Regions from separate parts of the Homo sapiens genome. Here region 1 is linked to region 2. A link is a loop called in an ENCODE intact Hi-C map of the cell type or tissue named here. Cell type or tissue: prostate gland. All regions are shown on one strand. Links, peaks and the distances in the headings refer to the core of each region. The heading gives the core; the rest is flanking DNA.

Evidence for each region. Peaks named below come from ENCODE experiments on the same cell type or tissue, not always from the same donor. Only the 100,000 strongest peaks of a DNase experiment are listed, where the experiment ranks them.
Region 1: a loop joins it to region 2, with 2.1 times the contacts of the local background. A loop is called at or near these places in 1 of 110 quality-filtered maps.

Annotation. Positions count from the first base shown.
Region 1 is chrX:11,237,176-11,242,563 of GRCh38, forward strand. The region is part of intron 2 of ARHGAP6 (Rho GTPase activating protein 6); the gene reads right to left. Among named protein-coding and RNA genes, the nearest start is that of AMELX, 54 kb to the right of the region's middle. In prostate gland, for the core only: no CTCF peak of the experiment used is centred there; a DNase peak (open chromatin) is centred at 2,316; H3K27ac peaks cover 4,842 bases.
Region 2 is chrX:11,162,078-11,167,465 of GRCh38, forward strand. All of the region lies in intron 9 of ARHGAP6 (Rho GTPase activating protein 6), which reads right to left. Among named protein-coding and RNA genes, the nearest start is that of HCCS, 53 kb to the left of the region's middle. In prostate gland, for the core only: no CTCF peak of the experiment used is centred there; no DNase peak of the experiment used is centred there.

The DNA of each region.
Region 1 (5,388 bases), core at 83-5,082, 75 kb after region 2:
TTACATTACTGGAAAGGAAAGGAAATCACCTGCACTGAAATATGACATGAGGGTGGAAAAGAATCTAAATGTCTGCTGGGGACAAAGACCTCCTCTGGTGCTGCTACACACACAGGCAAATTTCCAGCCTCATGGGTGCAAAATGGCCATATCCAGTCCCCTACTATTCAGGTGGTTTTTAGCCCACACAAAGTTTTATAAAAAGTTAAGTCCTAATGCAAAATCTTGGAAAGTTCACATACATATCTAGAGTTCCAGCCTCTTGAGGAAAGTGGAAGAGCTGGCAACACTGGGTCCCACATTCCTCACATGTGCCCCAAGGCAGCATAGGCACCCAACCCTGGGCCACTGTACCCACTTACATTACCTGGTATGCCTCAGAGTTTGTGAACCTACCCTAGCCTAAAAGGAAGGTCCTAGCTTATTCAAAGCTTTGAAAAAAATCCTGCTGAGAAAAGACTGAAGGAATGCTTTTTGGCACCATCTCCTGTTTCATTAGCCACAGCTGCCTTACTATGTATTTGGACCAATAAAATTGACTCTCGGAGAAAGCAAACCAATGAAATTCATAGGCAATGAGGAGAGCTCAATGAAAAAGTGAGGGGAAAATGATTTAAAAAGATACACTTGGGTGGCAGAGTAGGGAAGTGGCCCTTTAGAAACTGCATATAATCTGTGCCAGGATTTCTCAGCCTAGGCACTAGCGATATTTGGGGCCAGATAACTTTTCAGTGGAGAATAGTCCTGTGCTTCGTAGGATGTTTAGCAGCATTCCCTGGCCTTTATCTACTAGATGCCAGAGCACCCCACCACTGTTGTGACCACACACGATGTCTCTGGACATCACCAAATGTCCTCCAGGGACTAAACTTACTCCAGTTGAGAACCACTGGTCTATGTATAACTCAACTTAGAGAGCAGCTATGAACCCAAATCATGTAAATGTGAACAAAACATTCACATTTTCCCACTTGTCACAATGCTCAAGTTATACTTTATCTCAGTTTCTGTTTTAAACAGAACAATGTAAAAGTGTTTACAAATTATGAAGCCTTTATGTATCACACTGACTTTGGGACACAATAGCAATTTTCTTTAATTTACGAAGAAATGGGAGTCTGCATATAATTATCTTTCTACCAAATTTCTAGGACTACAGATGGGGGAATAAGCCAAGTTTCTTGAGGAAATAGCCTTGTATTTCTTTATATGAACTGTTTTTTTCTCCTTGGGTGGGGCAGGATCAGGTATGGAACACCCTCTGATAGTCAACAGTTGTATGAATGGATGTTTAGCATTTAGAGAAGACTCAGGAGACATTGTGGTTCTTTCCTTTTATTTAGAGGACTAAACATGGTGGATGAAGAGACTTACTGGCCAGCCCTCCATGGGCCAGAATGAAAATTCAGGAAGATATCATAGGAAGACAGTCTAGCCAGCAAATGGAACCAGTGGAATGAGCTGCCTCAAAACAAAGCATCATTCATTGTGGCTTCCATTTGGTTGTATTCTGTCTTGCACCCCTCCACTTTGTGAGAAACCAGGTCAGGAGCAGCCCTATGCAAAAAGCTAAGGGGTAAGTCTCCAGCTGAAAGCTATACTAGTGAGCCTGGGAACTGCTCCTCCAGCCCCAATCAAGCCCTAAGATGACTGCAGCCCCATCTTTGCTTGGCTGCAACTTCACAGGAGCCCCTGAACCAGAACACCCAAGCTAAGCTATTCACAGAAGCTGTTTTACAAGATAAATGTTTGTTATTTGAAAAATAAAAATAAAAAGATAAGAAAAGATGCCCAGTTAAATGCAATGTGGTATCCTGAATAGGATTCTGGAAGAGACAAATAACATTAGTGTGGAAACTGGTGAAATCTGAGTGAAGTCTATAGTTTTGTTGATAGCAATGCACCAATGTTGGTTTCTTAGCTGTGATAAATGTACCAAGGTAATACATTTATGGTATTAATGTTACCATAATAGCATTGAGGTTATGTTATTATGTTAACAGGGCAAACTGGGTAAGGGGCATAAGGGAACTCTATACTATCTTCATAACTCTCTGTAATTCTAAAATTATTCCAAAATTAAAAAAAAATAAGTCCTTTCTCCCAGGCACCAGATGTATTCAAGCAAAGGTTGGAAACTCACTTATCAAGCATGTGAGAAAATGGAGGCCTGTATTGCTCACTGAAGTGCTCCACAGAACTGAAAGCTCAGTTTAGTGACAAGAAGGGAGGTGACTCACAAGCCAGGCTGAAACTAGTGAAATAATCTCCTATTTGCATCTCCTTGATCTGAAAGAAAACATGTGCCTAAGCTGACATGAAACATCTATTATGTTTGCCATTCTGGTGGAGCCTGTTTGCTGGAAAGGGAGTGGACAGCTAACAAGATGGACCAGATTTGTTTTTATGGGGCTGGTGATTTTTTCATAGGTGGCTTATTAGGTTGTTGTAAGATTCTAAATCTTAGGTTCTCTAAATCCTTTTTCTGCTTAAGTTATCCAGACAGTATTTTTCATTTGCATTCATGAACACCGATTATTTGATTAGTACAGAAATCTATTTTTAAGCTCCAATGCCTATTCTGTAAACCAAAATATTGTTTTTAAAATAAAATATAACATCTCTTTACATATATATGTACATATAAATGTGAATTGAGTTATATGATCTGTGGATATCCTGTAAAAAGGTTTAGTAATACCATATTTTGTCCTTTATTAAAACTAAAATTCATTATTTCATCTCATTATTTCTCACTTTGAGGGCTTTTCTTTGTGGCTTTCAAGCCACAGACCTCCCAAAAAATAAGGCAAGAGAAAGACTGAACCAGATATTTTATTTCCAGTTTGGAACAGGAGGTTTGTTAAAGAAGTAACAATATTATTAATGACCCCTGGCACTTGGGAGCCATTCATTGTGCCTGTACTCCATGTTTGGTGCTTTCTAATGATTAATCCCAGCAACATAAGTTAAATTGGCCCAGTAAGTTTACATAGGAAAACAGGTGTTACCTGAGGACAAGTCAGGCTGGACAAAGGATCCACTTACTGCCATTGCCACCCCGAGTGGAATGAATTCAAAATTGCTCCTTCTACTTTGAGTTGCCTGCTTCATATTCAAAGTCTATCCCAAGAAATGGAATGGATAGCAGCTCTGATAGAAAAGAGGAATAGTAATCTAGGAAAGCGAAACCAGTGGGACCAGGAAAGGGAAAACAGTGGGACCAATGCAATGCTCTGGTTTAAGAGTTAACCTGGGATGAATCCCAGAGATTTAGGAAGGGAGCCAAAACAGGGATCTCTTCCCTATTCTTAAGCAAGTATTCTCTGCCCAGGGATGTTGTACCATAGAACATGATGACTATTCTTGGCTTGGGAATATTATTTACAATATAATAGTTATCTGTTTAAATGTCATCTTCCATACACTGATCTATCCATCCACCCATCCACCCTTTGATTGATCAATAGGTGAGATTCTGAGCTAGGTGCTATGAACCCAGATGAATGAATGCTATCTCTGCCTTTGAAAAATTCAAAATTCAGTGCTAGAGATAGACATGTGGAAACCTAATTAAAGCAAAATGAGGCCGGGCATGGTGGCTCGTATCTGTAATCCCAGCACTTTGGGACACCGAGGCAGGTGGATCCCTTGAGCTAAGAAGTTTGAGACCATCCTGGGCAACGTGCTGAAATCCTGTCTGTACTAAAAATACAAAAATTAGCTGGGCATGGTGGCACGTGCCTGTAGTCCCAGCTACTGGGTGGGGTGGGGTGGGGTGGGGGGCTGAGGCAGGGGGATCGCCTGAGCCTTGGGAGGTTGAGGCTGCAGTGAGCTATGATCGTGTCACTGCACTCCAGCCGGAGCGACAGAGTAGTGTCACTGCACTCCAGCCTGGGCGACAAAAAAAAAAAAAAAAGCAATATGAAGAAATGCTTCAGTGAGGAGAAGACATTTACTAGGTGCCAGGACAAAAGAGAGAAGACTGCTTCCAGTTCTGCTTGCAAAGGCTAATGTTTGAGTTCAACCTTAAGGGATGAAGTTATCCCTCTCTGGGGTCTTTGAATTTTGGTGGGGGTTTCCACCAGCTTAGTTTAGGACATCCTTCCTTTCTGATTACCCTATCCCTTTTAATGTTTGATTCCTTATAATCCAACCCTTTACCAACTAAGCATTCTATTGGTGAAAAAGATGAGAAAATTGCAAATTCAGGAGTGGATTGCTAGTTTCTTAAGTGGGAACCAGGGTTCAAGAGAGGGGAAAATAATAATTGTGGAAGAAAACAATCTATATGGAAAATAATGGAAAACGTATTCAAGCCCAAACTGGTCCCATCATTCAGGCAATGCTGGATACGTGTGTGTGTGTGTGTGTGTGTGTGTGTGTGTGTGTGTGTGTGCGCGTGTGTCATCTTCAAGAAATCTTTCATACCCTAGATTGTTGGTTATTTAACCAAACTCATGTTATCAAAGTTTTTGCTTATTAACTTATACTTAACAGTTCTTCCACTAACTTTAATTGAAATAGACAAAGGCAGATAGGAACAGGGTGATTGGTTCACTTTTGTTGGTATAAGTCCCAGTGAATTAAACACTTTCTTTTTCCTGCTAGCACTTTGTGGGCTAGGATTTCCAAAATCTCTTTCCAAAGTGTCTATGTTTCCCTGGAGAAGAAAATGTTTTATGGTATTCTTAAGCAATAGCGATGCCTCTCCTTAGGGCTGAGGCTCCCCAAAGTACTTGTGAAATGTACTAATCCCCACAGTTTACATGTTGAAGTGGTGGTGAAATTATCAAAGGTGTGGTCAGAAAATAAGAACATTCTGTGAGTCTCTCACTGCTGTAGAGAAAGTCGACTCTTGGAGGTCACCATGCCTTCAGTTAAACACTAAGAAGAAACCTATTCTGTTTTGTGTAAATTATTCTGGCAGGGTGATTAGTTCTAAAATTTTTCTATATCATCTTCAAGAGGAGAAAAAAAACTTCTGGATCCTCGAACCTCAAAGCAAGTGGTTTTCTATTACAGAAAAATCATTAAGATATTTGATTTGTTGAACACGTCTCCTTGTTCCGTCAAAACATGAGGTAGGGAAGCTGATCTCATGGTTTAGATGCCATAGCTTTAAAGGCTCAACTATGGTTTTTCCTTAACTAGGTGTTCTTTGTAATCACTGCTTGCTGTAAGAACTGCTAATGATCAAATTATGCCCTAGAAGGATCTTTTACTTGCTTTCATTTTTCCACAGTCAAGTTATATGATTTTTTTTAAAGAAGATTTTTTTTTCAAAGCTTTCAGCACATGTCTCAAAGGGGCAGCTCTGCTGCTGACTTTTCATGATCTAGGAGCTAGTATGTCCTTCCAGGCTCCTGAATTTGTATCTTTCATTGA
Region 2 (5,388 bases), core at 304-5,303:
TTTCAGCTAGCCTCCCTCAAAGCTAGGGCAAGATCACGTATGCACATGCTGGTACCTGAAGTGGGGCATGTAGGAGCTTCTGGAAAAGGTTATCTTCCCTATTGAAAATGGGTACATGAAAAGAAACATCATCTCTTCATTAATTGATGCAATGATGGCTGGAAGAGATGCTGTTATCAACTGTAGCCATTTTGCAGCTGAAGATGGCAGAGCAGAGAGAGAGAGAGCAAAGTGCTACCCAGCTACTGAAACTGTGCCCCCCCCCCCATATTTACTGTGTCACATAATAAATGCTGATGTCGAAAGCCATTTGCAGTTGATTATTGTTCTCCTTGCCAGTCAAATGTTTCCTAAATGATGTCTCATTTTCCTCCTCTAACTTTGCCTTCCTACTCTTTCCTCTCTGGAAGGTCTTACCTGCACTTCTATGACCCTCACCCCGTCATTCACTTACACACTCTCTTGCTCAATTTTATGCTCTTTCAGAATACAAGCTAGGGTGGTGATTTCTACCCAGTGGATGTGCAGTGAATGTTGCTGAAATGGCTAAAAATAATAATAATCTAAAATCACCCAGGATTATGGACTGCATGTGTTACGTTGCCCTTGTCTAGATGTTTCTCTCTACTTATCAGTGGTACCTATGTCATGCTGCAGCACAGTCTTCTTGCTGTTCATTTCTAGAGTGGGAAAATACATTTTCTTTCCCAACTGATTATCATCAGATTTTTTCTAAGTTCTTAAGCTATTTTTCTTATCAATACAAAAACTTCAAAACTTTTTGAAAAAGATAGCTCAATAATTAAACAACGTTTTCATTTTCTGCTTCTGGGATTTTTGTATATAGCAAAATGGGAACTAAGGAGAAGGGTAGTGAAAGACATATTACATTTTTTAAAAAATCAAGCAATTCTGCATGTTAAAAAGAAGAAACGAAACCCAGCCCAAAGTGATTCTTCATTTACAATTCATTGTTTCACATCAAAATCTCTACTGGGCTTTAGTCAACCTTGTAACAATTCTAGATATTTTCTAAGGGTACCATTTATGGTCTTGTTTATCTGGAGACTCAACTCCTTAGATTTTAATGAGTTCCTTCAAAGCATAATGCTGTTCCAAAAATCAAAAGAACTTTGGCCCCTCCTGCTTCAGAGAAAAAAATGTAAACACTGCACATATGAAAGAATAAAACTGTCACAATTAAAATCTACCCGATCAAATTAAAAATGAAACCTTGAATTATTGCCTGGGGTATAACTGCTATGAGGTAGTTTATTCCATAAACCACTGAGAGAGAAAAGTGGTATGAGTTGAGTTTTCTCCATTTACTAAGTCACCACAATAAACCATTAAGGGCTTTTTGAAGAGCTATTCCCAGGACCCAGCCCTACTGCACTTGTCACTGGATGTTCCACACCAATCCACCACTTTGCACTTGACCAAGAAGGATGCTTTAGCATTTAAAACCCAGCAAAAGTAAATAGCACTGGAAATCATGATGGCATTTTGTAGTTAACAAACACACTAAAAGAAATCACTTTGGCTGTTTATGGGAGCAAAAGCTCAAACAAGGACAGGCCCAGCTTAGAACCTTTGGCGTGGCTCTGTTGTGACAGGTGGTTTAATAATTTAAGGGGTCTGGGTGCACGGGAGGGTCAAGATGCATTAAATTCGGCAAATATTTCTCAAGTGCTTGATACATGTCAGGCAGCATGTTTTGGCAATTCAGGTACATTAGTGAACAAATACAGTGGAAGGGTCCAGGGCTCATGGAACGATGTTGGAGGATAACTCAAGCAAAGATGAAAGAAATCAGCAGTCTTTGCTCCATGGCAACAGGTTAAAGGGAGTGGGAAAGGTTCAGGCATAATTTGCTTCTGCTTCCTTCCACCTTTGTGGGACACAAACAGTACACATGTTCTGTCTTTACAGACAGGGCCAAGTGAGCAGACTATAGCAGAACATTTGCTGGCTCTGGAAGCCATCTGCTGGCCTGAACATCAGGGGTGCTATGATTAGTCCAGCAGTATTACTGCTGTTAAAGGTCTTCATTCCTCATTTCCAGATTGGCTAAAACATATTTTCTTGTTCTTTCCCCACAAATGGACTCCATATCTGAGATACCACATCAAAATGCCTCTTCTTTTGTGTAAGGAGGCATCATGCTGTAGAAATAATTCATTTAGTCACTGCATCACTTGGGCAAACAAACTTGGCTTACTCCTCATGAAATGGTAGTGAGATTTAAACAAGCCAATAATGTACGTAATGAGTAGCCCAACCCTGGCACGTAGACAGTGGTATTTGTGATATATAGAAAAGGAAATGGAAATCATATATAATTATGTGGATATACTGGGAGGGGTGGTTTCTTGCTTGATGACCTGGATGAATGCTTGACTCTTTGACTTGGTGTGCAAAGTGGCTTTAAGAAAATGCGATTTTCATCAGGGAATGAAGAGAACACAAAGCAAAGCTTGGCTTCTGACTCGGAATCCTCATCACAGCCTCTGACCCTTGCTCCCAGTAGTGCTCATTTGAAATTTCCCACGTGCACTAAGCTGGTCCCCAGTTCAGGCTGACAACTCAGTGGGGTGGGAACACACTGGCTTTCCCACGTCTCCACTGCACTCCGGACTTTTCATCAGCTTACAAGGGTGGTGTCTTCTCTTTCTTGCCCCTCTCCTAAGAAGAAGTCCTAGTAAGAATCGTTTAATATCAGCCCTTAGAAGAAGCTGACAGTTTTCTCCATTCTGCTCTGAAGTTCTTACTAATCCCAAGAGCAATGATGAGTTTTCTCTGGAATTCCCAATATTAGTTACAGAAGTAACAACTTTCAGAACAATTCATGTATCAATGACTTAGTCAGTGAGAACTTTCTGGTTAGGATAATACCAATGACTTTGTGTAGATATTAATGATTCTTATCCTTGATTTCCAGTGCTCCCACAGAGTATCATTTTATGTTAGCCAGTTTTTCAACAGGTGTTGATATCAGAAGTGGAGGGTCATGATTTAAAGGTAAGGGAATATAAGCAGTATGGACACTGGACAAAATCGAAACAAAAATACATTTTTTTTCTAGTAATACAGAATTGCAATATTTATTCAACAAATAATTACTGAGCACCCATCTTTTGCCATATACTTTCTAGGTGGTATGAATGTCAGTGAACAGAACAAACAAAAATCTCTGCCTTTATAAGGTTTGTATTCTGTTAGGTTTCAATAAGCATAAAAATAAGTAAATTATATAGTGGGTTAAAAGGTAATAAATGCTATGGAATAAAAAGAGCAGAGTAAGGGCCTAGGAGTATATATGTGTGGGATCAGGTCACAGCATTATACACAGTGGGCAGAGTGGGCTTGATTTCCAAGAAAACACCCAAACACGCTTTGATAGAGCAGGCACCTTATCCCTTTAATGTAATAATAGCAGAAATCTTCCTTTAATGCCTAATATATGTTAATTCTGTTCTAGGTGCCTTAAAATGTCATTTCTAATTCTTATAACAGTCCTGTAAATTAGGTCACATTGTTTCATCTTTTGGCTAGGGAAGTTAACTGTGGGGCCCAAGATTACATAGCAAATAAGTGGCTGAGCAGGGATTTGAATTTTGGTAGCTCATTCCAATGCACATGGTCTTTCTACCATACCAGTGTTTCCCAAGATATGGTTTCCAAAGGTGTGGTTAGGAAACTACCAGAACTCTGTGGAGGTCTTCACTAGAAAGTGCAGATTATTTCTGGGCCCCATCCCAGTGCTACTCAATCTGATTCTCGGGAGTGCATCCTAGGAATCTGAATGTCTAAGTTTCCTTGCAACTCTGCTGCACACTCAAGTTTGAGAACCACCATTATAATCTACTGCCTTCGTATTTTGATATCTGTGGTCATGATATCTGCTATTATGATCTATTTCCAGCTCAAGGATTTCCAAACCAGTACCTGAAAAGCAAACAACCAATGCAAAAGACTGTCCTAGCCAGACTCTTAAATTGTGTGTCAACCTCTGCATCTAGGTTCCTCTTCTGTATTACAGGACGAAGCCAGGTTCTTTTCCGCCCTTTCCCATTAACTCAGAGAGTGGCCACTTGGGAGAGGCAGTCTCAGCATCAGGAAATGAAGGATGTTAGAACACCCAGAACAAATTTTGGGTCCCTGCCAGGCCTCTGTGAGCTTCTACATCCCTTCCACCAGTTATTTTATGGAATCACTGCCTCCAGGTCTGTTCTGCCTTCCAGGACAAGCTCACAGCTACCTTTCCTAACAAGTCTTCCTTTCTAATGCTAATAGAAGTGACACCTCCCTTTCCGAGCTCTTAAACCCAAGGACTGTGAAACTGCACAATTACTAACTACTTTTAACCATCAGGCCCTGACTAGCTTCATCCTTCTTTGTTTGGAATTATAATAATTCTGAAAGCTTCTTTAAAAAGCCAAACAAAACAAAACAACATAGCGACATACAAGATTACATTTTTGTCCACCCATGCAGATCAGCTTTGCTGACAAACCACCAGCCTTGGTATAGCCGACTAGTTTCTCAACTGCCAAATATGCCAAGATAATCTAAAATGTGATGAGATTAATTTTCTCCTGTGCTTTATAAAAAGGAAGGAAGGGAAGTCAGTGCTAGGGCATAGCACCATGCAGATTTTACAACTAGAAGGGGTCTTGGCTATCATTCATTCAAATCTAGTATTTGATAACTAAAGAAATAGAAGAAGATGAGGTCATGTAGCCAATATATAACAGGGACAGGACGATAGTAAATTTTCTGGTTCCAGAGTCAGTTTCTTTTCATAGACCAAGACTTGAGATATTTGTCTCCCTCTTCCTCCCACTCCACTGTTATTTTTCTGAATATATGATTACCAGAATCCTTCTAAAGAGGTCAAGAATGATTACATTAATGGTTAACTTACTCCAAGAAAGGTATCCTTAATTTCTCCATGCCCAAATCTTTTCATACGTATAAGGAGTAAGGCTTGGTAATATGGAAATCATATGTCACAGAACAACCATTGAGTCATTCATTAATTCAACCAATATTTATTGTGTTCCTACCATGTCCCAGGCACAGGGGTAATGCAGTAAAGAAAGTACTATAGATAGAAATGGACCAAAAAAATCATCCTGTCATGTAGTTTACATTTCTAGGGAGTGGCGAACATAAACGAGAAATTTGTAAGACCCAATGTTAACAGTGGTGAGTGCTAAGGGGAAAAAGCAGGGAAAGGAAATAGGGAGTGATGATGTGTGTGTGTGTGTGATGGAGGGTGGAGGTGCATTTTAGACAAGGTGGCCAGGAAAGGCCTCTATGAGAAGTAAAGACTATAACTGGAGACCAAAAATATGAGAGAATGCCGACATCAATCCCTACAGA